2 separate regions of the Mus musculus genome follow, and region 1 is linked to region 2. Evidence: chromatin contacts called from ENCODE POLR2A ChIA-PET data. All regions are on one chromosome and are shown on one strand. The core of a region is the stretch at or near the end of the contact, and the rest is flanking DNA. Distances in the headings are between cores, read along the strand shown. Region 1 has its middle 10 kb from the start of Gm30950. Region 2 holds the start of Fancc (Fanconi anemia, complementation group C).

Region 1 (2,700 bases), core at 177-2,676, 490 kb after region 2:
CACTAACTGCTCTTCATAGAGTGATAACCGATTTCTGTGAAAGAATGAAGACAAAGCCTTTCTTCTTTCCTTCCTGGCCTATCTTCCTTGCAAGGAAAATAAGAACTAGCTAGGCTGAGTGTAAAAGTCACACTCTACTACTAGAGTAGCCTACTGGAATGTTGTTTTGTGACAACATGTGGCCAGGTAACCAGACTGGCTTTGAAAGCCTGTCTTTGTCTCCTGGGTGATGGGATTTCACCACCTTGCCTGGCTTAAAATGTCTTCTGTGGTAGTAAATGTGCTGCTAACAGTCCAGGCTTCTAGTACACGGTGCTAGACACAAGTGTCCTTTTTATTTGCTTGATTTTGGAGCTTTCCATGGGTCTCACATAGCCCAGGCAGGCATCCAGACTCTATGTAGCCAAGAGTGTATCCCTCCCCAGTGCCAGGATTACAGGTGCACCCTTTAACTCCTCATTTTAAAAGAGCGAAACAAGCTACTTGTAGTGGAATACCATCAAGATGATGTTGGTAGGAGGTGCAATGCCTGAGGTAGGAAGCGGTGCCTGAGAATTCCATGAAGAAAGTGAGAAAGTTCCAGGTCCAGTGAGACCCTATCTCAAAAGATAAGGTGGAAATCGATGAAGAAAGACACCTGACACTGATCCATGGCTTTCCTGAGCACGCGCGCGCACACACACACACACACACACACACACACACACACTCTACAATGTTCCTAGGTGACAGGAACCTTGGGGAACCATTGGTATATAGGTTGTCTGCCCCCGAGAAGACATGATTGTGTGGATTGTGTGGCACGTGTCTAGAGTTAGCGCATATGTCAGCTGAGGAGTATACTGTCTGACACACTTTTTCCATGGCTCTATCTTGCTTAGTACAATGTATACTGACAGATGTTCAATATCCAACATCAACTGGTAGGACAGCTATGCTCAAGCAGACTACACTGCAGACAAAGAACCCCCTTGCACTGGATTCCCTAAGCTGAATATCTCCCCCACCCCACCCCCCACCCCACCCCCCACCCCCGGCCAGGACCTCAAGGTGGCAGATTTTTAGGTTCCTAGGGAAATGCCTTCTGGGGGCAATGATAGGAAATCCTGTCTCCTCCTCTTCCTCTCTTTTACCAGCTGGGCTGTGGCTTCGACATGATTGGACTCTGTCAAACATTGCCACCATGATACCTTCCTTCCCACAGGCCCAAAGAACTGGGCTAAGTTCATCGTTGTCCAGAGCCTTAAAGCTGTAAGTCAAGAGAAACCTTTGTCTTTTATAAGTTGATCATCCTGAGTGTTTGCTACAGTGGCAAAAAGCTGATTCACACAACAAAAATGTGCGAGCCGACTTCTTTAATCAGAAGCTGCCCTGCCACAGCTCAACGGGCCAGGGCTGCTCTGAGGTGGCTGTGCTCCAGGCTCTGCTGCCCAGAGCTGGCCTCTCGTGCCAAGTCCTGCCTCATTTCGTCTCAGCAGCGCCATAAATACTTCTTGAATTTAACTGCTTCATTCTTTCTGCACACACTGGAGCTCACACTGAAATAAAAGAAGCTCAACGTCTTTCCAAGTTCCCACAGGGCTCCAGTTGGATCCAGCTTACTCCTGTTTGAAGTCTGCAGTCAAGGATGGGTACTCGTGAGGAGAAAGTACAGAGTCTTGCTCGTGTTTCCTAAAAGAAGTTCGCACCTAATCACCTCCTCCTCCAGCCCTGGTCTCCTGTGCCCAACAGGTCCTTATTTGATAAATGCAAATACTATATCCAGCCAAGTCAAAGGACTCCTCCAACCGTGCTGGGGAGATAATTAATGTCTCAGGGCAGTGTGGGGGGGGGGGGGGCAGCTAGTGGGTGGGGCCCAAACCAGCCCTATTCTTGAAGAGAGTGTATTTCTTTCTGTAACCCCACCAAAAAAAAAAAGTGATTTTAATAATTCTGTTTGGCTCCCGTGTCTCATAAAAGATGTTTTGGGGGTGGCCCCAGCTTTGTGTGTGTGTGTGTGTGTGCTCTCTTTAGTTATAGGAACACACACTTTGGTAATCCATTTTTTTTTTTTATTCATCTCCTGGATACCAAAGGGCCCTCTAAGCCCTGGAAGCCCCCCTCTGACTTCTATTATGGATTTTTCTGGTTGCCAGTCATGGCCAGTTTGTTAGAATGAGGGCAGAGAGGGAGGGGGAAGGGAGAAGAGAGAGAGAGAGAGAGAGAGAGAGAGAGAGAGAGAGAGAGAGAGAGAGAGAGAGAGAGAGAGAGAGAGAGAGAGAGAGAGAGAGCGCGCAGGGGAGAGCCAGCTTGGGCAGGGAGGAGGAAGCAGAACAGCCTATGTGTGTGGTCCAGGCTGGTTCTCCCTTCACGAAATCCCGGGCTTCATTCCTGGCTCTGGCAAACTTGAGCGTCAGTGAATGAGTACCTTATCCGTTTTCTAAACACTGAAGAGGTTTGAAAGGGCTCTGTGGGCAGACTGTTACTATCGGCAAAAGAAAACAAGCCAGCGTATTTAGCTAAGCATTTTTAATATTTAAACATCATAACCTTCAGCTATGCAGGAGCAGTGGCTGGCAGCCAGGAAAGCTGGCCGAGGGAACTGGAGCTGCAAGTGTTCCTTCAGGTGGGTCTGCTGTCCCTTCGAGGGGCCAACAGGGCCTCCAGGCTTCCCACTGGCTCCAGACCTGTGTGCCTCATAGTGGCAGCTTGCAAGGGGAG
Region 2 (2,773 bases), core at 122-2,621:
ATTTGTCATCTCAGCAATGGGGAGGCAGAGAAAGGCATAACCCCAAGGGCTTGCAAAGTCAGGTGACCTACAAGCCAAATGTGATGGGTGTGAGGAGAGGCGGGGGACGAATAAGGAGGGAAAGATGGGGCACTCCTGACACCACCTCTGGCCTCTACATACACACACATAACCGCCAGTTGTTCAATTGTGAGCGTTAAATCTGCCATTTGGAAGCACCCTAAAGGCGAGGGCCATCCACAAATAGGTATCTCACGTCGGTCACACCCGCTTAGATTAATTTAATGAGGGATGGGATTTTTCGAATCATCTCATACTAGAGGAAAAGTCCAGGCACACAGAGGTCTTCAATATCATTGGCCTGTTCCAAGATTTTCATCCAGCACCCCCTCCAAGCCCAAGCACCTAAAAACTGTTCCAGTAAGGCAGCAAGACAGCAAGACACAAGCATTAAACACTCTCAGGCCTTGAATGGGCCTCTGGGCCTGTCACTCAAGCAGCTGTGGGAGGGCGATCTTGAGACCCTGAGCAGAGCTGCTCTAATGGATGGCGAGCAATAAGCTTCACCTTTGCCCCAGTCCTTCCAAAAGTACCTGCGGCTACGTTGAAACCAGAGGGAGAGGATTTGCTTAAAACAATAAAAATAAAAATAAATGGGGACGAAGGGTAAAGGACAGATGCCTCTCTACCATCGCCGCGAGCCAAGCTCACCAAGCTTCACCTTGGGCCTTAGACCCCACCCCTCACTGTCGGTCCCGCCCCGCCGGGCTCATCTGCGATGGCGCAGCCCCCCTCCGGCTCCTCTCCCTTGTGGAGCGGCCCCTCTAAGTCGTGCGGGCTCCCGCCGAGATCAGTTTCCGTGTGGTCACGCCCACCGCGTCTGTCGGCCACTGCCAAGCTGGGTTCAACTCCCCGATTAGCCACGCCCCTCACCGTCGGCCTCACCTCCCACCTGGCTCTAGCCCCGCCTCCCGCCAGGCCCCGCCTCCTGCCGGGCTATATCTTCCCCCCCCCCCAACCCCCCACATCCCGCCCCGCCCTCCCGCGGCTCGCACCCGCCCACCGTAGCTTCTCACCGTCCTGCCTCAGCTCCACCGCGCCGCGGGAGCGCGGCTCGCCCACGTTGAGACTCGGGCGCACGTTCTCGCGAGTCTTCTCTGCCCTAGCAGGAAACGGCGGTCTTCCCGGGTGGTCCTCACCCAGAGCTGCCTCAGCAGACTGGGCCGCGGCGGAAAAGAAGCCACCGCCCGGCTTCTGCGGCTTGAAAACTTGGCACAGCCTCACGGAACTTTTTTTGTTTTGACGTGTTTGGAATTTTCCCGCGGCCGCAAGGGAGTGGGGCTGCGCGCGCGCTCGCACGCACGCGCAGTGCACTCTGGGGCCCAGCGCGCTCCCGCGGCATGATGGGAAGATCTGAATCTCTCCTGGAGGAAGTGGGCGACTACGGGCTATAGCTAACTCGCGGCGCCGAGTGAGGGCTTTAGAGAAGAGAGAGCCCTGGAATGTGGTTCTTGAGAGACGGGAGTTGCCAGATAGGTCAAACTCCACATAGGGTTCAAGCCTGCTGGGCCCAACCACAAACGAGTTTTGTCTGTGGTTAGTGATCGCTCCAATCCCTAGTCAGGCCCATGTACTGCTTAGTTCAGGTTCAAATCGGTTCAAAGTTGCATTTACGCCACATAAGTGGAAACTTCTTGTCAAGTGAGACATGGCTTATCTTTTATTCTTGAATTTTTAACATTACATTTGTGTGCATGCCAGGTGAACCTAGAGGTCAGTTTGTGGGAATCAGTTCTCTCACTAATGCAGGTACCCAGTCTTCAACTTGGTGGTAGGAGCTTTTACCTGATGAGCGAGCCATCTTGCCAGCCCTTTCTTAAAGATTTTCAAATTTAGATCTGCATGGTTATTTACAGATGTTTGAATTGGGGAAGAGTCAGGATAACCTTAAACTTTTAGATTTTTTTGGTTTGTTTGTTTGTTTCGAGACAGGGTTTCTCTGTATAGCCCTGGCTGTCCTGGAACTCACTTTGTAGACCAGGCTGGCCTCCAACTCAGAAATCTGCCTGCCTCTGCCTCTGCCTCTGCCTCCCGAGTGCTGGGATTAAAGGCGTGTGCCACCACGCCCGGCTTAAATTTTTTTTTTTAATTAGTGCCTAAGAACCATTCGTTGTAATAAGACCACAACTTAGTGCCTTAAAAATAACATGTAGGGAGGAATATATGCCTGTAATAAATAGCTCTTATTTAAATACTCTGTTGCAGGATATTTGATCATACTGTGAATCCCGAGGTTGTATACTAGAAAAAACTATCTCTACACGTGTGGCTTAGCCCTAGCACACTCCTTTAATCCACGATCTTTCTGTTTATTGTAAATTGAATTTGAAAGAGAAGAATAAAGACTAGCCGAAAGACATTGGGTTGTAGAAAAACAACTGCTGAATTAGATTACCTGTATGCTTTAATTAAGGGAGCGGTGTAACAGATAGCTTAGCCATTAAGAGCACTGGCTGCTCTTCCAGAGAACCTGAGTTTGAGTCACAGCATCCACATGGCAGCTCACAATTATTAGTAACCCCTGTCCAAGGGATCTGATGCCCTCTTCTGGCCTCCTTCGGCACCACACTGCACAAACATTAATAAGTCATAATATCCACACACACAAAATAACAACATCAAAATTTAAAGGGAGACCCCAGGGGAACCTGATCCCAAAGTAACATGCCCTGCTTTATGGGATCAAGTGGCATCAAGCCTTTTAATATGTCAT

Evidence for each region. ChIA-PET counts read pairs that join two places held with the same protein, here RNA polymerase II (POLR2A).
Region 1: POLR2A ChIA-PET joins it to region 2 with 15 read pairs in Patski. The contact joins the enhancer-like site here to the promoter of Fancc in region 2. POLR2A ChIA-PET finds 5 or more read pairs at or near these places in 2 of 5 experiments (Patski and embryonic stem cell).

What each region holds. Positions count from the first base shown.
Region 1 is chr13:63,915,907-63,918,606 of GRCm38, forward strand. No RefSeq gene overlaps it. Among named protein-coding and RNA genes, the nearest start is that of Gm30950, 10 kb to the right of the region's middle. Within about 2 kb of position 1,427, at least 3 of the 3 ENCODE cell types and tissues checked have a DNase peak (open chromatin) inside an H3K27ac peak, as active enhancers do.
Region 2 is chr13:63,430,374-63,433,146 of GRCm38, forward strand. It overlaps Fancc (Fanconi anemia, complementation group C), which reads right to left and starts at 1,372. Exons shown (of 15, transcript NM_007985.3): 1 at 1,077-1,372.